Linked DNA regions of Mus musculus: regions 1 and 3 are each linked to region 2. Evidence: chromatin loops called from intact Hi-C (ENCODE). Cell type or tissue: heart. All regions are shown on one strand.

Region 1 (8,000 bases), 220 kb after region 2:
GATGCCAGCTGTTGCCACTTGACCCATGCTGATGCAGCTGCTGTCAACCCTGCCAGCCTCTCTGGTGGGGGGACGAAGGAATGTAGTTTCATTTCGTCTGGAATGTGCTATCTGTACTACCGGTAGAAGGGGAGCCCACCCAGCCCAGAAAACCAGAGAAGACTCTGGCCGTAGGGATAGGCCCCAAGTTTCTATTGTATGCCGTCCCACCCCATCTGTGTGTGTGGGGGGGGGCAGGGAGAGGGCTAAATTCTAGGGTGGGCTCAACAGCAGGAAGGCTGGAAGTTAGCGGTGAGTCCTCCTGAGAGGAGGGAGAAGAGCCTGAACTACCCTGGTTCAGGTAGTGAAGAAAGGTTGCCAGCAGCTGTCTCTGAGCCCAGGAGCCACCTTAGGACCACACTAGAGCATGAAGCTGCCATAGAGCTGTGGGCACCGCTTGGTTCAGGGGCAGAGGAGCCGAGGCGTGAAGCCTCCAGCAGTTTGCTTTGGTACGCAAAGGAACCAGTGCTTCTTCTTCTAGCTTCCCCTGCTTTCTCCACCCTGAACCCTCTCACACCACCTCCTAACTCAACATCTGCCAGCAGGTCAGGAATAGTAAACCTGCCTCTAGCCTCAGCCCTCTCCAGCCCTGGTGCCCAGGGGCTCCTCCTGCCACCCCATAATCTAACGACCATTCTGTATGCCCTATCCCAAAAGGATGGGGCCCAGTTGTCTGAACCCCAGGTCCTGGCACTTCTTCTTCCCTTTCAGAGTCCCCTTTAATCATGGACCTCCCTCCTCACCCTTACAACTCAGCTGCGGTTCCATAAATAAACTGAGGCAGGTGCCAGGAGGCCTCTGTCGAGGAACCCCCACCCTGCAGCTGTGGGATCAGCTGCTCACAATCTGTTGGCCTTAGGCCCCAAAGGGGTGCCTCCTCAGGAGACTTTGGCTAGCTCTGAAATCCCCCTGATTTCTCTGGGGCCCTGTGTTCCCACTAATGGACCTCACTCAGCACAAAATGATCCCTTTGACTTTCCCTTCTCTTGCCTCTCTCCCCTCCCACCAGGCATCCAGAATGGCTCTGCCTCTCCAGGATGGCTATGAGTTCCAGACACCTTAGAGGGAACTTCAGCTGACTCTAATGGGGGAAACTGAGGCACAGAGTAACATATCTTAGTCAATAATGTAGTGTCTCCAGATGCCTCTTGGGGTCAGCAGAACATGGGCCAGGGAGCTTTGGGCTGTCTTTCATTGAGTATTGTCTTAGTCAGGGTTTCTATTCCTGCACAAACATCATGACCACGAAGCAAGTTGGGGAGGAAAGGGTTTATTCAGCTCACACTTCCACACTGCTGTTTATCACCAAGGAAGTCAGGACTGGAACTCAAGCAGGTCAGGAAACAGGAGCTGATGCAGAGGCCATGGAGGAGTGTTACTTACTGGCTTGCTTCCCATGGCTTGCTCAGCTTGCTTTCTTATAGAACCCAGGACTACCAGCCCAGAGATGGCACCACCCACAAGGGGATCTCCCCCCTTGATCACTACTTGAGAAAATGCCTTACAGCTGGATCTCGTGGAGGCATTTCCCCAACTGAAGCTCCTTTCTCTGTGATAACTCCAGCTTGTGTCAAGTTGACACACAAAACCAGCCAGTACAAGTATTAAATATGAGTAGTATTTAATTCCAGTCTTAAGTGGTCAGAAGCCTTCTCTCTGTTAACAATCCACTTAAACACCAAGGCATCTGGGTAGCCTGAGACTCAGGGTCCACCCACTTAGCCTATCACTTGAGCCACTGGCCCAGTGGGAGAGCATTCACATCCTATCTGCCTCTTTCCTAGCCTTTCCTCATTTTCTGTCCATGAACTTTTCAGTTCTTCTGCCCAGGAGGAAGCTAGCTATTTTTGCAGCAAGCCAAATAGAAGGCAGACATCAGGAAGGACCTCCGTTTGGGAAAGGGAGAGCCAGTTGCATCAGGCTCTGAGAGAGGGGGCACCTACGCAGGCACTCTGGTCAGGATCTGACTACAGAGCCTGAAAAAGATCTCTGACAAGGAGGTGAATTTTTAGAAGTCTTCGGGAACTGCTAAGTCACTGTGGACACTAGGACAATGGGACCCTTTCTCTCTCCACGCAGGAGTCAGGCCGACAGACAGGGCCTCCCGGCTGGGACAAAGGCCCCAAGTGAAGTCAGGCAGTGTTGTGGGAGGCAAGGGTATGGTGAAGAACTGGGAGGTGGAATGTGTCAGAGCATCCAGAGGCAGCAGGAACCTGGCAGAAGGCCAAATCACAGGCTCCTAAGCGCCGTGCCCCCTGGGCAACGCTCAAGCTGCTACCTATTGCCCTGGGTGGGTCTCTCTTTTCCAATACCTCTTAAATCCGGGGAACAAGACATCCTGATGGGGACCCCACTCAACTCATATGTGGAGGAGGCTGAGAGTCAGGGCACACAGTCAGGGTCCCAACAGTGACAGCTGGCAGCCGTGGCCGAGGTGTGGCCCTACTCCAAGTCTCCAAAGAGGTGTGCTGGTGCTCTATGTGTGACTCCCGAGGCACTGGCTAGCTACTGTCCATTCAGGGCACTGCTGAGTTATTCCAGGACACCCCCTTCCCTCTTCCTCCCCTCCCCCCCCCCCTTCCCCAGGAAGCTCAACAAGCCAGGAGGAGGTTTCCTGTTTGCTGCCCTGCCAGAGAGGCCCAGCAGGTGAGGGAGGACTCTGATTCTAGTCTCCCATCCACTTCTGGGACTCTCCTTACCCACAGAACAGAGAAGATGGTGGACCTGTGCCAAGTGGGAGGTTTGATGATGAAAATCTTGGAGAAAGGGCCGGGAATCCCAGTTTGCCACAAATTCACCATGCTACATAGAAATCATCCACCCACCGTGCTCCACCCACCGTGAGTTCTGAACCCAAAAGACAGACTCTGGCTCTTCTCTAGCCTGCTCCTTTTCGGGATCCATCATCCTGGGTCTTCATCCACTTACAGTTCCAGCTAAATGCCCCGACAACCCCCAGAACGCATTGAATGGGCAACTATGAGCCGATACAGGATAAAGCAGGGTCCACTCTTCCCTGTAGATCCTTAAGAACCAGTTTGTACTCTCTGCTTATTCTGGGTTGGCTGTGTGGGCAGGCAGATGAGCCCCGGGGCTGGAGGAAGGAGGATGATGATGGAGGTGGTGAGGTCTGAGAAATCCGTGCTTTCTTAGGGAAGAAGGGCCAGCAGAGTCTCAGGTCCTCAGCGCTACCTTCCCAAGCCTCTGTCTGGGACTCAGTGTCTTTTGCCATTTGTTTTTGTTCTTGTCGCCTGGCTTTTAGAAAAGGACTAAGAATGGCCAGGTGGGTTAATGGGTATAAGGCATGCGTCCTCGTGGCCCTCAATGCTGATTGAACCAGGTGTGAGGATATGCAGCCATCATTTGCCTTCCCTCAGGATGGGACTCCAGCCAATTAAAGGAGCTCTGGCTGGTTCAGGCACTGGTCATCCACTTCCTAGCTTGCGGTGACCTCATCGCTTCAGCCTCCGCTGACTCAGCCGAGACCAGCCCAGTCTTGTCAGCCGGAAGTCCTGCATTCCCCCCCGCACAACTTTCTGCCCCGCACGCCTACCAGGTCTGCCCCGCAAGTCAGAAAGACCGCGACTCCCCCTGGTGGCCTCCTGGCTCCTCTCTGGTCCGGATCTACTTCGCCCTCTAGAGCTACATAACTGTATCTGCAGCGCCCTCTACTGGTCACAGCCTGTGAGCCCCTTGGCGTGGCGGAGGACCCCTTAGCTTGTTTTTAATATCCTCTGCCTCCTTCTCTGTTTGTCGCTGCCCAACCTTCCCTTCAGCACTGCAGGAACGGAGGCACTCTCAGGAGCTCAAAATGAGGCCACCAGGGGTCCCCCTCTCCCCAGACCCAATTCTTCATTCGGTTGGTGATCTGATGCAGGCAGTGGTGAATCCTCGCCGGCTAGGCAACCATTTTACGCCAGGCATTGCTCTATTCTTCAAGTTCTTGGTGATTTTTCTGACCTTTTGCAAGGTAATAATCGCAGCGGGACCTACCTTTGGAGGGTCTGCCTAACACTGTCTGAATGTCCACATGTACACAGAAGCATCAAACTTTGGGTTCAGACAACTTTATTTCCACCTGGTTTTGCTGGTACTCCATCCTAAAAACTCTTTGAAAATCAAGAACGAATAGCACAGTGTCCCCTAACGAAATCGAGGGACAAGGAGGCAGCTGACATGAGAGGGCAGTTGAGGCACTTAGGGACTTACCGGGTAAAACCTGAGGCCCTTGTGTGAGGGGGCGGAGCCACCCAAGTGTTTCCCAGAAACCCCTTCGAGCGCTGTCCTCTGAATTTCAGTCCCACCCCTCTCACGTCACCCCCTATCATGGGGAAGAGCACTGGCAGTTGATGTGAGAGGGTCCTGCTGGGGGCAGCAGTCTTCCAGGCTCCCTAGAGACTGGAGGGCGGTGTCAACGGTGCCTTCCTGTGCCTCGAGAGCTGTCCCCGTGGTCCTTCTGGGGCGTCCATGGAGCGCAGAGCACGGCCCTATGGAAGACAAACACACCCATCCTCTGCACGGCGCTCCTCCTTAATAACCTGGGTCATTGCTGCTTAACCCCTGCCCTTTTCAAAATACTTGCTCTGCCCTTAGGAGCCCAAGTGTGGTTGCAGGTTCTCAGCCATCTGCACCCACGAGGTCTCCAGAGCTCCAGCCTATTTCCTTCTCTTAGCCTCAGCGAGAGGCAGTGGTCACTCCAAGCTCAGTCAGTGAATGGCAGGCATAATGGGTCTTTGAGCCTAGGGCTGCCAAGTAGCTGGTGCCCCCTACCTGTTTCCTCCTGTCACTTACAGGCCTCCGGGGTACACAGGAAATCTGAGGGGCCTCCCAAAGCCCATTCTCCTGGCAGCGGATCAACGGCAGGTTGCGCTGAGCCAGCCCGTCTCGGCATCGATATCGAAGCACAGTATCCACCGCGTAGCGCAGCCGAGGGCGACCAAATATTTGAGCCAGGGGTAGCTGTGGTGGAGGCCCACAGGACACTGCAAGGGGTACACATTTAGAAGCTGGGAGCCTGGCTTTGTGGATGATGGCTCCCAGAAACTTGACGGGGAGGAAAGGCATGGCCACAGTTGACCAAAAAAAAAGGGGGTCAGTGTGGTGTGTCAACCCCCCCACAGTCTGGGGTACACCCTGACAGGCTCTTCTGGGTAGCTTTGCTCTCCTCTCACTCGTGGCAGTCCCGGCCACCCTTTCCCTCGGCAGCCCTCACCAAGCCCCATCTTGCAGGTGTAGGATAGATGGTAGTTGCAGGGCACATCACTCCACTGTCCCTGGTCATGCCACACCATGACCACACAGTTCTCCCCAGACAGGAAGTAGCTGTCAGGCTGCCCAGGGTTCCAGTTTTCATAGAGCTGGGAAGGGGGAGTGGAGGAGGTGGTGAGACGCTTGAACCCCATAAGTACCAGGGGAAATGCCCCCAGAAAACTGGAGGGAGGACTTGGGGGGTATCCCAGGATATGGAGGGGCAGGGACTGGTGACTGGGACAGGCAGGGAGGGGGAATAAGAGAACAGGGGCTCTCCAGGAAGGAGACAAGAGCCAGAGAGGAGAAGCATGCGGAAAGAAAGGGTCCAGGGGAAAGGGGAACGAAACAGCCAGAAAGGGAGGAAGAGGCAGTGACGGTTACTGAGGGCAGAAAGGCCCAAGAAGTGACCTAGACTACAGTGCAGTGACAGTCCTCACCAGAGGGGCACCATCTGACCACAAGAAGTCACCCTCGATGGTCCTGTCATTGAGCCCAATCCACTGGTACTCCCGGTATCGATCTAGAGAGAAAAGCCAGAGGTGCAGTGAGCAGGAAGCCCAGTATTTCTGGGCCAGTGATGACCTGTTGGGGAGTCCATCCAAAAACCTCCCCAAATCTTGCTGGTTTGTGGCTGTTGGCTCAGACCTAGCCTCTTCTGCTGGGAAAGCAGCCAAAGATGGACGGCGTTCACCCACCTTTTCTGTCTTTCTCCCCCCCCCCCCCCCAGGGAAGACAATCAGATTTGCTATCATAAAGGCTCTCCCTAAATTCTCTTCTTTTGAAAGCTTTGAATTTTTGTTGTATGTATTTCACATACATTTGTGTCTGTGCACCACTTGTGTGCATCGTCCTCAGAGGCCAGAAGGCATCAGAGGGGCAACCCGGAACGGGAATTACAGATGGTTGTGAGCTGTCATGTGGGTGCTGGAAATTGAACCCTGGGCCCTTCAAAAGAGCAGCCAGTGCTCTTAACCGCGGAGCCATCTCTCTAGCCTGTCTCCCTATTTTCGTAAGTAACCTTCACATCCATGGCGCAAGGACATGCAGGTGGAGAATAGCACTTTGGAAGGGAAAGAAGAGGAGCAAACCTTGCTACCACAGAGTTAGGGAAACAGTTGCATCCGGGAAAGCAGGGAGACACACACACACACACACACACACACACACACACACACACACACACCCCACCCCCGCAGCCTAGGCAGCCCCGCAAATGTCGGACACCATGGGCCCAATCTCCCCACAACAGGTCTCCGGGTGAGTGAGAGGTAAAAGATGAGGGAAGGGGAAAGGGGTGTGAGAGAGGAAAGAGGGAGAGAGAGGGAGGAGTGAAGAGGCGTGAGTGAGGAAGCTGTGGGTGAGGAGTGGGTTTGGCCTGGAGCATGCGCAGGAAGTCAGGCCCCACCCACCGTTGACAAAGTCTTGCTCCTCAGGGGTGCAGATGCTGGTCAGATGAGCACCTAGCGCTCGGCACTGACTTTCTGCCTCCTCCCAACTCCTTCGTGTGGAAAAGTGCTTGTAGCAGGCTCCCTGGAAGGCCTCCCAGCCAGGGCTGCAGAAATGAAGGCCTGGAGCACAGGGAAGGAAGCGGGTGGGCTGCCAGGTCTTAGATTGGCTTCTTTAGCCAGCTGCTTAGCAGCAGGAGGGGAGGACTCAGAGCCACTCAAGTGCAGCCAGGAGGCCTGAGCCTAGAGGGCTCTTGGGCAGTGGCTAGGTCAGCTGGCTCTCCACCCCTGGCCTGTGCAGTCCTCCATGCTGGAGAAGATGTCCTCCTCCCCGCTCTGGAGACAGAACAGTGACAGGAAGGTTGAGACTAGCTATGTAACTTGCCTGAAGTCATTCATGGCAAGGCCCAAACCAGTGACCTCCCTCCACCTCAGAAACTAGCATATTGGGGTAGGCTCCAGGCTTTGGACCTGCCCCCACGTCCTTCCACAAACTCACCAACATCGCACAGGTCCCCCCCATAGCCTGGCAAACATAGGCAGCGGAAACCCTCCTTCTCCTCCAAGCATGTCCCACCATTGTGGCAGGGGCTGGGGATACAGTCACCTGACAGGGGAGAGAAGCGAGGTGGAGGAGCCTAAGGGTGAGCTCTCCAGGGGAGGGTCCCGGGCCCCCCAGCCCAGACATCTTCCAGACCAGGAAGGTAAGCAGTTCTGCCTGGAGCTGGCCATCACTCCAGTCCATCCCCGAGTTCAGAGGGCCTGTCCTCACTCTCACCTCCCAGTTCCTGACTGGCTCAGACTGCCACCAGTGTGAGCCCTGAGCAGCCAGCGGGAAGAGGCCAAGGAAGGGAAGAAGCCCAGGGCTGTGGATTATGAGACCTGAATTCCTGCCAGCCTCAGGCAGCCTTCTCCAGCCTTCTTCCTGGGCCCCGCCTAGGTACTGGAGGAGCTGTCAGCATCCACTCCATTTCTGGTCCAGATGACCAGAGACAATGGCTCCTTTAACCAACAGAGCAGACTAGGTCCCTCAGACTACTCCCCAGCAGTGGCTGCTGAGAACACAGCCCACATGCCAGTGGTAGCAGCAGGGGAGGAGGAAGGAGAAGCTGGGCTGATTAAATTTGCTGGAGTGCCCCAGCTATAATTGGTACACTGACCAAGCAGTCTTTTGAACATCCCTCCGCTAACATCTATCATGTCGAGCATCCCTCTGCTAACAGTTTTTCAAGTAGGGTGAAGGTTGTTGGTCTCAGGTGCTGAGGG
Region 2 (8,000 bases):
CTCTCAGTCTAGAGAGTCTAGTCCTGTCCCTGTCACAAGCTATGTGGCTTTGGTCATGTCACTTGAGCCCTCTGAGCTCGGTTCTGAGGTGGGCTCTTTAGTTTCTGTCTCTCTTTGCTTTTTCTTGAGTTGCCTTTATCGCTGAGCCAGGCTCATGTAGTCCTTCCCAGCCAGGAGTGAGACCCCAACCCAGACCTCCACATTCTCCCCACAGCAGAGCTAGCACTGCCAGCCTTGACCACCCAGTGGCACCTCACACCACAAAGTCTTCATGAGCACATTCAAACACGGGGCCCCTCCTTCATTCACCCAGCTGAACCAGGCTCCGGCACGCCAGGCATGTCTGCCGGATGGAGGGGCCGGAAGCCTGAGAGAGGCTGACTAGAGGCTGGGGCAGAGCAGGGTGAGAGGCTGGCCCGCTGCTGGCTCAGGAAGCGGAGGCCAGAGGGTCTACCATAGGCCTTGTTTACTCATCAGGAAATAGAGAACCAGCAGGGTTCTGACTCAGATCTAAGCCAGTCTCCGCCCCAGCTCCAGCCCTGACTGCCACCTGGGGAGAGGTGGCCCCTTTCACTAATAAGGGGATAGGACGATCTTTGTAAAACGTGTTGCCCAAGGGCTGTGTCTGGCCACCAGATTGAGACAAGTCTGGAGAATAGCTACCCCACTAGCCTGCCTGCCTTACCACCACCCAGACATTACCTTCAGAAAGTACAATTCTGGCAGGGCAAGATGACTTTTACCTTTAATCCCAACACTCAGGAGGCTGAGATAGGAGGATAATTCATTCCAGGACAGCCTGGGCTACATACAGAGAATTTTTTTTTTCACAAAGTGCAGTTCTGCTCTGGCTCCTGCTTGCTTCCACCATCTTCTGTGGACCCCCATTACAGGAAAGGCCAGTAACACCCATCTGGCCCTGTGACATTCACTGAAGCCAAGGGTCCCACATGCCTCTCACTGTGCAGCTGCCTCTGCTCAAGCCTCCTCAGAATGTCTGGTCCCTCTCAGCCTTCGAGACCAGACTCAACCAAGAAACTCCCCAAACTCAAGCCTCACCTTCCCTCCCTGCCCTCTAGGCTTAAAAAGGCAAGCCCCCCCCCCCAATGGCTCTGTCTGTTACCTATAGCTCTACTCAGAAGCCGGCTCCAAGTGGGACGCTCCCCCCGACACAGGGAAATGACCCAGCCAGTCAGTAGCCTTGTGCCTCCTCTGGGAACAAGCAGAGCTAACTTCGGCCACTCCAGGGCTGAGAGCAGAACACTGCTGTCTAGGGAGGGGCTGAGGGACAGCCTTCTATGGCAGCTACACTCCCTAGCCTGTGCTCTCAGTCTCTGTGAGACCCACCCTGTGCATCACTCTCCAACACTGGCATAGTCCAAGGTTTCCTTGAAGACCATCCCTGGGACACAGGGCTCTTTCACTGGTCTAGGCTTGCTTGGTGGTGCTAGGAATGGAGCTCTGGACCTTGACCACCTAGCTGGCTTGTAACGCTTATCAACAACTGTCTGCCACCATGTCAGACTTGCCTTGGGCAAGGCTCTTCACCACACATCTGGTACCAGCCAGCACCCACAGCAGCTGTGTGGCAGGGACAGGTGGACACACTGAACTGAGTGTAATGGCTGTGGTCCTTTCTTCTGCTCCCCATCAGACCTCCCAAAGCCCCAGACACAGTGCAGAGTGACTGGTAAAAACAAAGGTGGAGGGCTGGAGAGATGGCTCCGTGGTTAAGAGCACTGACTGCTTGCTCTTCCAGAGGTTCTGAGTTCAATTCCCAGCAACCGCATGGTGGCTCACAACCATCTGTTATGGGATCTGATGCCCTTTTCTGGTGTGTCTGAAGACAGTGACAGTGTACTCACATAAAATAAATAAATCTTAAAAAAGAAAGAAAGAAAAAGAAAAAAGGCGGAATGCAGAAAGACTAAGCACAAACTGAAAGATGGCTCTCCACCTGTCATGCTGGCCTGGATCAGGACCTCCTCAGGATCGCCCTCCACCTTCCCAGCTGGTGACTGGGATAAGGGGCCAGTTCTTACAGCGGTCTGAACGGAGGACAGACATGCAAGGCTCCGAGTCACCTAGCAGGAAGCAGGTGTGGAGCAGATGTGAGTCCTCATCCTGCCCCCTCGGGCCTGGGACAGTGCCCATCATGGTCCACAAATCCTCCCAAACACAGGGACTGAGTCCCAGATGCAACCACAGGAAGGGAGAGGTGCCCACACTCACGGTCCTGCTTGCAGGTCACTCTCAGGCGACATGCAGGTGTGTAACATGAGGGAAACACAGGGAGGGCTAGCCTTTTCCTCCTCTTAGCGATTACACCACTAGGTGGGTATTTTGCCCTAGGTGGGTATTTTGCCATTCTTCATACAAGCTACAGCACAGCAGGGGTTCAGACCAGGCCTCAGGCAGACTCTGTGTGCCCTTCCTTCCACCCTCATGGCCTCTCCTCGACCTGGCATCTTTGTTCTCAAGCTCCATATGCACAGTTCTCTCCCCAGGCCTTGTTTTGCCAAGTCTGTGTGTCTGCATTGGCCTGCGTCTGTGTTTATGTCTGTCCATCCTCTCTCCTCCTGCCTTTCTGCTAGCTCCCCCCACCCCACCCCACACGCTGGCTGCCCCACAGGGCAGGTACCAGGAGCCATCATCCTGTTCCAAGCTGGAGTTTCCTCAGAGAAGCCACATACAGTGGCTGTGGCAACTATCTTTCTCTGGGTTTCTCGCTGGTGGAGCAGGCTGCCTGGGGAGGGTTTCCTCTTCTGGGTTGTCTGATAGGGCATGTTGGAATGGAGTGGAGAAGCAGAAGCCAACCCTCCCACTTCACCCTTCACTGAGAAGAAAAAGGCAAGCCAGGGAGGGGGCAGGTTTTGGAAGAGCAGCCAAGCAGGGTAGGCTGGCAGGTGGGAGGCCAGCCCACACCCATCTCACCCATGCACACACAGCCAGAGGTAGGGCACTGTACTGTGGGCTGGAGTTGGGTTTGGAGAACAGCCTCCAACCCCCTAGGCCTAGCATAGGCAGGGGTTGAGAACTGACCCCTTATCCGGCCCTGCCTAGAGCTAAGGCCTGGCTGAGCCTGGGAACTTCAACCAGCACACGCTGTTCCAGTCTCCGGGGACCAGGGGTCACCGTCCCCAGCTGGGGCAGCAGGCTCTACTAAAAGTCCAAAACAAGGAGTCACGAGTCCGTGGCTAGAGGCTGGAAACAGGGATGCGAAGTGAGGGAGGCCTTGCTGGATGGAGCTTGGGTTCCCGGGCCCCAGGGCTCACACTATCAGCCTGGCTATGGGCCCACATCATCCAGGAAAAAGAAAAACAAACAAAAAAACAACAATAAACAAGCCTCAGAGACTGTAGGTGCCTATGGCTGACCTCTCCCCTACAAGATGGGAAAGGACACGCAAATCCAATCTCTTCCCTGGGCAGGGGTAGGGGGCAACACTATGAACACTAAACAGGGTCTTTCTCCGCGAGACATAGGAGGAGACAGGCAGGCAACTGTGTTTTGTTGGTCCTCCCAGAAAGAAGAAATTGGGGGATAGAGGGAAGACAAGGTTTAGGGTTGCTTTTCAGGGCTTCGGTACCACCACCATGGTTCTACACTAGCAAACAGCACACTGGAATCCAGGAGACTTGCAGGCTGCCTTCCTCAGGGCGAGAAGAGAGCTCTCCCAGGCTGGTCCCCATCCTAGCTCCTTATCCTCAGAGCTACGCAGCTTTCTTTTTCTACTTAGTTAGGTCTCCCTCTCCCTCTCTGCTCGCTCTCTTCTTTCTCTCCTCTCTCTCTCTCTTTTCACTTAGGCGGCTTTCTCTACTTAGATCTCACTTTCTTCTCTTCCCCTAACTCTCTCCTTTCTCCTTTCTCTTCTCTTTCCACTTAGACGGAACACACACACACACACACACAGGAGTCCCCACTCCATCTCCTCCTTTCCTCTCTTCAGGTTTCAGCCCAGCGGTCTCGGGCTCCAGAGCCCAGGGCAGGTCACTCACCTGCCTCGGGGCTCGGAGCTCGGAGCTCAGAGCGGCGTGTTGTACCGACGGGTCCTGCTGGCCGACAGAGCTGGCTGCGCGGGCAGGAAGGGGGTGGGCCTCCGCCCGCGCCCAGGCAGGAAGTCCGCGCGGGGAGGCTGGAGCCCGGCCGGGTGGGGTCAGCCCTCCGCACGCCTGTCTGCGAAGTGGACGGGGAGAGCCGCCCAACCTGACAGCCCCGGCTCCCGGCGTCGCGGTCCACCCGACGCCCCTCTTTCCTGCCCGGCGGCGCCCCCTGGCGGCCTTCAGGGGAGGGGCACCCTGCCTGCGCGGTCAGATCTTTGGGACCTTTGCAAGAGTTGAAGCAGGATTCTGCTACATAAAGAAAGCAGATCTTGCTCATCAGCTTGCTCCGAAGAACTCAGCGACCTACCACAGTCAGGTCTCAGAACAAAGACAACTTGGGCCTGGGGGAGTGTGGCTTATGCTGCAGGCCCTAGGTTGAATTCTAAACAGCAGGGACACCTTTATTTAAGAGTGATTGACATATAATAAAAATAAGCCCACTTGGCTTGATGAATAATGTTCCAAAACTTTATCGTGGCAAAACATACACAATATAAAACACATCCTTTCAACAAATGTTAAGTATACAGTTCGGTGGCATAAAGTATTTCACATATACGAAACCTTTGCTACTGTCAATTTCCAGAGCTTTCTCCTCATCCCAAACTGAAACTCAGTCTGCATCCCCTGGCCCTGGTAGCCATCGTGAAGTTAGGCTATATGTACCTCAGCTCCGGCCTCCGACCTTCCACATCTAGCTTATTCTACTTAGCATGCTGTTTCATTGGCTTAGACAAATGTGTTCATCCCAATAAAAGTGTGGTTTAAAATGTCCCTCTCTGGGGATGGAGAGATGGCTCAGGGAGGGGTCGAGGGGGTGTAACGCGCTTGCCACCAAGCCTGATGACCTGAGGTTGAACCCAGGGACCCACATGGTAGAAGGTGAGAATCAAATCCCAAAACTTGTCATCTATGCCCACAACAGTGCCATAGCATGGTACATATTCCCTCCCCTGCAACAGAAGTCAATCTAATGTTTTAAAGTCCATCTCCCCCAGTGTACCTACTCTAGGCTACAGTAAGGACGCAGATTCCGTCCTCACCCCTAGCCCAAACCCCACGAAAGTTTTGATTTGCTTTCTGTAGTTTATATTTCTAGAATATCCGTGTAAATGTCATCATAGAGTATGTACTCACGTATGTCCATCTTCTTCCCCTCACCATAAAGTTTCTGGGCCGTTGGGTGTTCTCTACTACAGCAGGTGACAGCACTGGGCTATTCAAGAACAGGATTGCTGTGTCCTGACAATTCCTGATTCTTGGATATTGTGGTTCCAAGCTGTTTGTGTATAATACTTACTAATATTGTGTATAATACTGATATATAATAATTACTAATATTATTATTATTATAATCCAGGTGAGAGACAGGCAATGCTGTTTAACAGTTGTTCTGATGATAAACTGGGCAGAGCTCAGGTGCAGTGGATGGCAACAGTGTTTCAGAGAAGGAAATACGAAGTTGGACTGCGGTACCATAAAATGTCCAGCAGAGGGCAGTAAAAACCAACGCAAGGTCAGGCGGCATAAGACCCATCATTTTTGAAGCCTTGGAAATTACCTGATCTTTCTCATTTAAATGACCAATGAGGGCAACTGAGGTGCAGAAAGAAAGTGAGACATATGTGTGGCTCCACTTGTGCTCAGATGTTCTGCTCCATGTTCTTTTTTTTTTCTGGGATTGCATTCTGCCCTACGGCCCACATCCCATTCCTGCTAAGAAAGTTTAACACTTGAGTCCCAGAAATAGTTTCTTCTACTGTTTTGCTAAACAGTCACATCAGATTGCCTTCTAAATAGCCACATTATTACAATATTAGCGATTCCTCCAGCCTTCATCAGAAAAGCTGCTACCTCTTTCTCCTCTGCCTCCTCCTCCTCCTCTTCCTTTTCCTGTCCCTCAGCTAAAGCAACCTTTATTTAATATCATCCATGAGCCTTTTCCTGTCCCTCAGTTAAAGCAATCTTTATTTAATATCATCCGTGAGGATGAACACTGGCCAGGTCCACACCCAGAATTCCCAGAGAATAGCTCAGGGAAGCTTCATATAGCAGCAGGCATGGGTGAACGCAGAAACATGTAACCAAAGTGCAGAGAATTAGTAATGGTGACGTATCATCCCAACTGGGACAGCTATAGCATCCCCTCCAAGGCTGAGAGACCACTGCAGGGGGAAGGCAGAAAGAGTCCACAGCAAAAAGATGTCTCTGGACACGTGAACTCAGCATTTCCTGGGGTCCTGCTCCTCCTAAGGGGACAGTGGACTGTGGTGTAAACATTGCTAAGCTACCCTTGCTCCACTGAGTAACCTCTCACCCACACGCAGGCAAATAATTAACTAAATGCAGTGGGCCATGAACAGGAAGACATGTCAGTCGAGAGGGACTGCTTCCTTCAGGAAGAAGAGTGCTGATAGGAGAGGGAGGGAGGGAGGGAGATGAAGGAGGGAAATAGGGAGGGAAACGTGACTAAAATTCGTCATGTAAGTGAATATATGTGTAATGTATTCATAATAAAATAATTATATAAAATTCATTACATACTATATAATTCATTATATACAAGTCATTATATATGTGTATGTGTATATATGCATGTACATACATACATGGGCGGGTTGAACACCTGCACCTCTCCCCACCCCCATCTGTTACTCCAGACCTCTCGGTCCTCTATCTGGCAGGATGGATGCTAAGGACTGTGACACCTGGAGCTGTCCTCTGACCTCCCCATGTGCACTCACACTGACAGTAGCATGCGTTCATTCATGTACACACACACACACCAATGACAACCCCTTGCACAGAGTAGTTTACGGCATGTAATGCGTGTGGTGATGGTGGGTATTAAAGACAGGGGTATCAGAGCCAAATCTTGCAAGAACCTCTTAGGTCACAGTAAAGCTACTGGCTTTTGCTCTGTGTGGGATGAAAAGCCATTGGAATAGCTTGCCCAGAGGCAGGGCGGGATCCCATACAAGGACTATGGCTGTGTTGGCAGACTGTAGGGAGAAGAGGAACCTGGAGGCAGGGGACGAAGCTGCTGTTCTGACCCAAGGGGCTCAGGGAAGTGGCCGAGGAGCCAGTGAAAGCCTGGTTCCCACCCTCAGTGGGAATGGTCTTACAAGAAGCCCTAGAGGCGTCTCCCTAGCAGGAAGGTTGCTCAGAGCATCGCAGCTCCCAGAGGAGGCTCCCTGACCAAGCACAGAGAGGATGCTATGTGTGGAGACCAGACCTTCTCGCTCCTCTCACTCAGCTCAGCTCCCAGGGATGAGCATCAACCTTCCTAGCACACAGCTCTGTGTTTCCAGAGGCCCAGAGAGGTGACAGCAAACACAAGAACAGAGAGAGGACCTGGGATATCCAGCTTGCCCAGTAGGCACTGGCCAGCCTGGCCTTACACGGAGCAGGGAGTGGGACTCAGGAAAGATGTGGGAGGATGTATGCGGCTGGCTCACTCTCTTTTCCAGCCCATTCCTCATAAACATCTGGCTACAACTGAGGGTGGGCAGATTAAGCTTGGCCCTTGCAGATACATGCCACTAATTCCCCTCCTGCTCCTGAGGTTCATACACCAGGACCCCCAAATGTCCACTTTTCAGTCTACACCCCGCCCCTTCATGCACACTTTAGGCTTCCAGGTTCTTGTGCCCAAGATGGTCACTGTTCTGCGTGTGCTCACAGGGTCCAGCCCCTCCTGTCCCCGCTCTGCTTCTGCCTCCTGCCAGCTTGCCTGGCACTCAGACCCTCATCTCCAGCCCTCCACTCTTGCTGTAATCACAGCTCAGCCCAGCACACCCCCTGCATGAATAATTGGGGCTGATTTAGGGGCTATCAGGGGAAGGGGGGCTAATGGAGCTTGGGGGCACCCTCATGATGAGGGGAAGGCTGAAAGGC
Region 3 (8,000 bases), 200 kb after region 2:
CCTCTACCTGCAAGTGTTGGGATTAGAAGCATGGGCCACTGTGGTGGTTTGAATATGCTTGGCCCAGAGAGTAGCACTATTACAAGGTATGGTCTTGTTGGAGAAGTGTGTCATTGTAGGAGTAGGCTTTGAGACCCTCCCCTTTTCCTAGCTGCCTGGAAGACAGTCTGCTCCTGGCTTTCCTTTGGATGAAGATGCAGAACTCTCAGCAACTCCTGCACTGCCATCTTCCCTGCCTTGATGATAATGGACTGAACCTCTGAATCTGTAAGCCAGCCCCTATTAAATGTTGTCCTTAATAAGAGTTGCCTTGGCCATGGGGTCTCTTAACAGCAACGGAAACCCTGATGGCCACCATGCCTCTAGGATTTTATTGTGGTTTTTTGTTTTGTTTTGTTTTGTTTTTTTGTTTTGTTTTTTTGTTTTTGTTTTTTGTTTTGTTTTGATTTTTGTTTTTTTTTAAAGATTTATTTGTTTTATGTATATGAGTATACTATAGTTGTCTTCAGACACACCAGAAGAGAGCATCAGACCCCATTACAGATGGTTGTGAGCCACCATGTTGTTGCTGGGAATTGAACTCAAGACCTCTGGAAGAGCAGTCAGTGCTCCTAACTGCTGAGCCATCTCTCTAGCCATGTTGACCTCTTGTACTCCTGACTGAACCCTTTGTGTACTGGGATTACAGATGTAATGCCAGGCCTAGCTCATTTCTCTCCTATTTTGTCAAGATCTCTTGTTTTTTGTTTTTTTTTTTTTTTCATGAATGTAGATCTGATAAACATGGTTTCTACTCGATTCACGGCTAAAATAAAAACATTCAGCATGGTCGAGTGCTTGCCTAGCATGCATGAATCACTAGGTTTAGGCCCCAGCACCGGTAAATGAAACACCATACCCTACCCACTTTCAGTCGTCAGGGAAAAGGACAGGCCTCTTCCTGGGTTGCCCAGAGAGGCCTTGGCTTGCTTAGGGATCTCTGTCACTGTTTTTTTCTGTCTTGTTGTCTCTTCTCTCTCTGTCTCTATCTTTTGTTGCTTTTCTCTGTCTCTGTTTTTGGGCCTCTGTCTCTCTGTCCTACTTTTCTTGGTCCTGCCTGTAGCTCTGTCTCTCTCTATCTCCACTCCTCTCTGTTGTCTCTATCTCTCTGTGTCTCTTGCTCCAAATGGCTGCTGATCTGTTTTGCACTTACCTAGTGTAGTGGCATGTGGCCCATATGCTGTATGCTGTGGTCTTAGGAGATAATAATAACAACAACAATAACAACAGTGCTGGTGAGATGGCTCAGCGGTTAAGAGCACTGACTGCTCTTCTGAAGGTCCTGAGTTCAAATCCCAGCAACCACATGGTGGCTCACAACCACCCACAGTGAGATCTGACACCCTCTTCTGGCACATCTGAAGACAGCTACAGTGTACTAATGTATAATAATAAATAAATCTTTTAAAAAAAAGAGTACTCGCTGCTCTTAAAACAAACAAACAAACCAATAACAGCAACAACCACAACACTGCAGCTGAAGTCTCACAGATTCCTCAAAGCCAAGAATACAGCTCAAAGATTACTTGTCCAGTATTCATGGTGTCCTGGGGTCCATCTGTAACCAATGCAGCCCCCAAAGGTTGAGAGAGGGTTCCCTGTAGGTATAAATTTTTTGCAACCTACTTTTAATAAGGGTTCTATCCCTACCACCCAGCAAAGGTAGTAGAAGAGAAAAGTTATTAGGCTATGGTGGAAGTGGACCTGTTCAGCAATAGTTCTTTGGGAACAAGCTCGATTTGCTTTGACAGCAGTTCATTCCCATAGCAAACACCAAATACGACTCAGCAGCTGCAGACCAGTCCTCTAGGCAGGCAGACACCATGCATGAACCAGCAGCTACAGTCCAGTTCTCTCAGCAAGCAGACACCAGGCAGCTGTAGTTCAATCCTGAAGAAACTGCCAGGCTTACCAGCCTGCCTGAGGTGAGGCTGCAGAAGCAGCAAGCTGCCTCGGGAACCTTGAGAGCAGTGCTTGGGTGAGTTTCTCTCGGTGGCAGCATTATCACAAGGTGAGCCCAACAACACTATATATGATGAATCAATACATGTGTGCCTTTAGCGAAGAATATCAAGGTGGAGCAAACAAAACTCAGTGCTCGTCTCTTATTGCCTGTGGGGTCATATTTATACTCCTTCATCAAGAGTCCTCTCATGTGTTTGCTATATCCAAACATCCTCTCACCTGTGTCTGCTTCAGGAAAACAGCCTCTCACGTGTTTGCTTTAGTAAGACATGCTTTCACCTGTGTGCTCCAGTCAAACATTTGACATCACTAACTTATTCAGGGCTATTGAGATGGAAGGGGCGAATTCAGAGCCACAGCCCTGTGCAAGGCACCGCAGTCTCTCTAGAACACGATCAGTGCTCAAGGAACTCTGCTGAGAAGGACAGAGAAGGGCCACTTATCCTCTTTCCACTGGAGACCTCAGTGCCCGAGGAACATTTGCATGATCCACAGTAGCAAGTATGTAACAGGCATACAAGCCAAATACTGATAATCATAAAGACATTTATGTTAGAGCAAATCTCTGGTATACAGATGATTTTTCCATTTTTAAAAGATAAAAGAAGGGGTGGGGGAGTCTGGGGAGAACGTTCAGAAGTGGCACCTCACGAGGGGAAGGAAAAGAGGGAAGAACAGGTCACCAGCCTTGGACCTCAGGTGACTGAAGGAGAGAATGTATTTGTTGCCTGTCAGACCTTTGCGTCCTTCAGTGACACCCTTGTCCATGTTACTGATCTTTCTGGCAAGGAAACCGTCTGCCGTGTGACTGGCAGGATGAAGGTAAAGGCTGCCTGAGATGAGTCCTCTCCGTATGCAGCCATGTTGGCTGCCCAGGATGTTGCCCAGAGGTGCAAGGGGCTGGGCATCACCACCCTGTGTATCAAACTCCGGGCCACAGGAGGAAACAGGACCAAGACCCCAGGACCTGGAGCCCAGTCAGCCCTCAGAGCTCTGGGATGAGGATTGGGCAGATAGAAGTTGTCATCCCCATCCCCTCTGACAGCACTGGAAGGAAGAGGGTCATCATGGTTGTCATCTGTGAACAGGACTTCTCAAATTATTTTCTGTTAATGAATTGCTTTGTGTAAGCTAAAAAAAAAAAAAAAGATGAAAGGAGATTTCCCTGCGAATGGGAAGGATTGCTTGCTTATTGTTTTTTCGAGACAGGTTTCTCTGTGTAGCCCTGGCTGTCCTGGAACTCACTTTGTAGACCAGGCTGGCCTCGAACTCAGAGATCCACCTGCCTCCACCTGCCTCTGCCTCCCAAGTGCTGGGATTAAAGGCATGCGCCACCACTGCCTGGCCTGCTTGTTTATGCTTATGTAGAGCTGAATCTTGCCTGAACATTTGGTACTTCAGGTCCATGATGGAACACCTTCAACATTTTCAGAATTGATCCATACTTTAATTTAAAAAAATAGTTTATTGTTATTTGTGTGTGTGTGTGTGTGTGTGTGTGTGCATGGGCGTGTATATCTGTGTGTGGATGCATGCAGAGGTCAGAGGCTTTGATGTCCCTGGAGCTGCATGTGGGTGCTGGGAATGGTACTTGAGTCCTCTGGAAGAGCAGCAAGTGCTTTTGACTACTGAGCGTCTGTCTCTCCAGCCCAGATATCCTGATTTCGTAACCATCAGTGCTGAGAATGCCAATCTGTATGAACGATTCTGCCCATAGAAGTATGTTTAGGACCATTTCAGACATTTTTGGAAATTTTGTCCTAATCCCAAGTCAAAATTCACTGAACGATTTATTTATTTATTATATATAAGTACACTGTAGCTGTCTTCAGACACACCAGAAGAGGGCATCAGATCTCATTGCAGATGGTTGTGAGCCACCGTGTAGTTGCTTGGAATTGAACTGAGGACCTCTGGAAGGGTAGTCAGTGCTCTTAATTACTGAGCAGTCTTTCCAGCCCCCTATTTTTTTTTTCTTTTAAGGCAGGATCTGACTATGTAATCCTGGGTGGCCCAGAACTCATTTGCTATGTAGAGGCTGGCCTCAAACTCAGAGATTGGCTTTATTCTTTCTCTTGCGTGCTGGGGTTAAAGGGATTAAACTGGCCTCACTGAACAAAGTTTGATGAAACTCATGTCATTGACTCAAACAGCTATTTTAAAGAATTTAGATTTATTATTGTTCTTCTTATTATTGGTGTGTGTGTGTGTGTGTGTGTGTACAGGTGCACCATGCCACAGTATGCCATGTGGGAACCAGTCTCTCCTCAGCTCACTATGCGGGTCCTGAACATCACAGTAGGGAGCATGGCAACAGGCAGGCGGTTATGGCACTGGAACAGCAGCTGAGAGCTCAGGTCTCAATGTACAAGCACAAGCCTGCCCCCAGTGACACACCTCCTCCAACAAGGCCATTCCTCCCAATCCTTTTTTTTTTTTTTTTTTTTTTTTTGGATTTTTGAGACAGGGTTTCTCTGTGTAGCTCTGGCTGTCCTGGAACTCACTCTGTAGACCAGGCTGGTCTCGAACTCAGAAATCCGCCTGCCTTTGCCTCCCAAGTGCTGGGATTAAAGACATGTGCCACCACTGCCCGGCCCCAATCTTTTTAAACAGGTCCTCCACCTGGGGAGCAAGCATTCAAATATTTGAGCCTGAAATATTGGTCCCTTGTAGAAAATCTACAGCTTCATTTCTTTCTTCGCCAAACTTCATGCTTAGCCACCAGGGGGCTCTCTTGAGAGCCGCGTAACTTCTTCACTAAATGACAAGAGGGATCGAACTTCAAAGGAGAAAAACTTTCCCTTGCTAGTCTCCTTTTCCTGGTGCGGGGTAGGGTAGGGTAGGACGTCCCTCTGCGGGTACGAACTGGGCATTGTGTCTGCTAACATTAACTGGGCAGGGGTACTGGCACAGGCATTTAATCCCAGCACTGGGGAAGCTATGGCAGGAGCGTCCCTGAGACCTGCCTGATCTACATAGCCATACCAACCATCTGAAGAAAAGGGGTGGTGGTGGTGTTTACTACCCAGGCTGGTGTCAATCCTACTTCAGCCTCCGGAGCACTGGCAGACTTCCCTCAGTACCAGTGGGCTCCTCTTTCTTCGGGCAGTGTTTCTTCGCAATGTTGCCTCTCTTGGGGGTGAGTATTTACTGTTATACACAAAACACTGCACCGTCCGTTTTTCCAACAGTTCACGAGGTTTCCAACACCAAGCCATTTTATAAATGAGGAGCTGAGTCCTAGAGGATTTGAGTAAGAGTGTAGAGAAAGGAGGTCCTGGGGCCCAGTTCTGTGCATCTTAGGGTGTTCTGGGCTGTCTGGCTGTATCTCAAGCCTCTTTCGGAAAATCACCCGCACCGGACGGGATCCCCGCCAGGGCGAGGCTACAATTTGATTCTTCTCTGCTGAGCTGGGATGATGCAGGGACCCGGGCTGTGTGTTGCACTGAACTCTAAAGGGTTAAGGCCTAGGGACCGCCCCTTTTCCGCCCGGCCGGCGGGAGTATGAATACCCTCGCTTCAGCTCGCTGCTGGAATCCTCCGCTTCCGCTGGGTCACTGTCGCCGCTACTCCCTTTCTCCCCCTTAAAAGCTCCAAGGGCCACTCCCTTCTCTAGTGCTCCACGTCCGCTTGCCCTCGGGGGGCCAGACCAGCGACATGGAGGGTTGCGTCGGGGAAGAATCTTTTCAGATGTGGGAGCTCAATCGACGCCTGGAGGCCTACCTGACCCGGGTCAAGACGCTGGAGGAGCAGAACCAGCTGCTCAGTGCCGAGCTTGGGGGACTCCGGGCGCAGTCCGGGGACGCCTCCTGGCGAGCCCGAGCCGACGACGAGCTGGCAGCCCTGCGGGTCCTCGTCGATCAGCGCTGGCGGGAGAAGCACGAGGCTGAGGTGCAGCGCGACAACCTTGCCGAAGAGCTGGAGAGCGTGGCGGGCCGGTGCCAGCAGGTGCGGCTCGCCCGGGAGCGGACCATCGAGGAGGCGGCCTGCAGCCGGCGCGCGCTCGAGGCGGAGAAGAATGCGCGGGGCTGGCTGAGCACCCAGGCTGCCGAGCTGGAGCGCGAGTTAGAGGCTCTGCGAGCGTCGCACGAGGAGGAGCGCGCGCACCTGAACGCCCAGGCCGCCTGTACGCCGCGCCGACCCCCCGCGCCGGCCCACGCATCCCCCATCCGGGCCCCTGAAGTCGAGGAGCTGGCCAGGCGCCTAGGCGAAGTGTGGCGCGGGGCGGTGCGTGACTACCAGGAGCGCGTGGCTCACATGGAGAGCTCGCTGGGCCAGGCCCGCGAGCGTCTGGGCCAAGCCGTGCGGGGCGCTCGGGAGAGTCGCTTAGAGGTGCAGCAGCTGCAGGCTGATCGCGACAGCCTCCAGGAGCGCAGAGAGGCGCTGGAACAGAGATTGGAAGGCCGCTGGCAGGACCGGCTGCAGGCCACTGAAAAGTTCCAGGTGAGGAGGGTCACCAACACGCCCACCCTGTCCCTGGTAAAACCAAGCCCTAGGAGGTACTTAGGATGGCAAGAGACCTTCAGGAAAGGGGTGGGGGCAAGGACAACTGTATTCAGGAGTCCTTGCTCAGAGCAAGCACAAGTCCTAGACTTCCCTGTCCAGACAGGCAGGATGGATGGAATTCTGAGACCTCCTAGCACAGCCCCCTTGAAAGGCCCGCAGGCCAATACCCACTGTAGCTGCTCCTCACTCTTTGAATGGCAACCCCTCTCTAGGGTGACTCCCTGTGCCCTTCACTATGCAGTTGTCAATCAGAAGGTGCCCAACACATGCTCTCTCCCCACCAGAAGGTTCCTAGCAACCATAGTGAAGGAAGGCAGTGTGAGCCACCGCAGACCACCAGCCCCTCTCTGTGTCAAGGCTTCTCAGCTCCCTGAAGCGCATTCCAAAGGCCTGGGGCACCCTCCCCCTCATATTGCACAGATGTGACCAACAGCTGAGAAAACAGCCTCTTGCCTGGCCCAGACAGAAGTCCCGACGTGACCACCTGCCCACTCTTCTTGGGGGAGAAGGATTCCAGAACAAGTGGGAAGTGGAGGAACCCAGCCTGCTATGAGGAGCCGGGGGCAGTGGTGGCCCAGCTGCTTTCCTTCCAAGCCTTCTCGAGGCGACTCTTGATAAATTGCTTTTTCCTTCTGTTTCCACTTTGCCTCCTCTTCCGCTGTGTAACCCATCTCCTCTCCTTTATCCCATCTCCTCCCGTGGGAGCTAGGTTCTCAATAGCATGTGTTACCATTTAACCAGCATCCTAAGAAGAAGCCTGGTCTATCTAGGAGAGGCCTGGAGTGTTTCCTGTGCTTGTCCGGGGGTCCAGCACAGTGCTCCAGACAGGGAGAACGCAGGTAGAGGAACAGGACTCTGCCCTACAAAGATGTGAGCAGTGAAGAGAGTCATGGCCCAGAGCAGAGGCCCCTCCCACTCACTCTGCCGGCTTGCTTTGCAGCTGGCTGTGGAAGCCCTGGAGCAGGAGAAGCAGGGTCTACAGAGTCAGATCGCTCAGATCCTGGAAGGTGGGCAGCAACTGGCACACCTCAAGATGTCCCTTAGTCTGGAAGTGGCTACATACAGGTACACAGTACTGACTGTCTCCTTGGCTGAAGGGCCCCGAAACTTGACCCTGTAAAACTGTTCTATTTACGTGTATTTGTGTATAGGCCCCATGTGTCCAGGTGTCTTAAGAGCCCAGAAGACACTGGGTCCCTTGCAGCTGGAGTTATAGGCTGTGAGCAGCTCCACACTGGTGCTGTGAGCCACACCCCTGTTCTCTGCAAGGGCAGCAAGCACTCTTAACCACTGAGCCATCTGTCCAGCCCTCAGATCCACTTAAAACTTTTTATTACATGTATTTATGTAATGTTTTTGTCTGTGATGGAGGCTTATGAGTCCCAGAGATCAAAGAGGTTGTCTGGCTTGGCAGCTTGGTAGGCATAAACTTGAGCCCACCTGCTCCCAGGTTCGGGACTAGAAGAGATGGTTATGCTTAAAGAGACAAC

Evidence for each region. Peaks named below come from ENCODE experiments on the same cell type or tissue, not always from the same donor. Only the 100,000 strongest peaks of a DNase experiment are listed, where the experiment ranks them.
Region 1: it touches region 2 in a loop (2.5-fold over the local background); 2 of 42 quality-filtered maps call a loop at or near these places.
Region 3: a loop joins it to region 2, with 2.3 times the contacts of the local background. A loop is called at or near these places in 2 of 42 quality-filtered maps.

The regions. Positions count from the first base shown.
Region 1 is chr3:87,983,442-87,991,441 of GRCm38, forward strand. Bcan (brevican) reads right to left here. Exons shown (of 14, transcript NM_007529.2): 9 at 7,234-7,341; 10 at 6,699-6,857; 11 at 5,727-5,809; 12 at 5,252-5,396; 13 at 4,831-5,021; 14 at 4,090-4,526. The coding sequence ends at 4,431. Among named protein-coding and RNA genes, the nearest start is that of Bcan, 13 kb to the right of the region's middle. In heart, a CTCF peak has its summit at 3,700 (motif pointing left); DNase peaks (open chromatin) are centred at 2,620, 3,640 and 4,310; H3K4me3 peaks cover 2,877 bases; H3K27ac peaks cover 4,616 bases; H3K27me3 peaks cover 2,863 bases.
Region 2 is chr3:87,764,880-87,772,879 of GRCm38, forward strand. Pear1 (platelet endothelial aggregation receptor 1) reads right to left here and starts at 4,074. Exons shown (of 25, transcript NM_152799.2): 1 at 3,999-4,074. In heart, CTCF peaks have their summits at 4,284 (motif pointing left) and 5,584 (motif pointing right); DNase peaks (open chromatin) are centred at 382, 1,212, 3,102, 4,162 and 2 weaker places; H3K4me3 peaks cover 2,451 bases; H3K27ac peaks cover 4,096 bases; H3K27me3 peaks cover 4,394 bases.
Region 3 is chr3:87,965,542-87,973,541 of GRCm38, forward strand. It overlaps Nes (nestin), which reads left to right and starts at 5,552. Exons shown (of 4, transcript NM_016701.3): 1 at 5,552-6,447; 2 at 7,451-7,575. The coding sequence starts at 5,662. Gm32518 (a long non-coding RNA gene) reads left to right here. Exons shown (of 3, transcript XR_375786.3): 3 at 152-185. It also overlaps the pseudogene Gm3745. In heart, a CTCF peak has its summit at 4,726 (motif pointing right); DNase peaks (open chromatin) are centred at 4,920, 5,550 and 6,210; H3K4me3 peaks cover 3,322 bases; H3K27ac peaks cover 2,642 bases; H3K27me3 peaks cover 747 bases.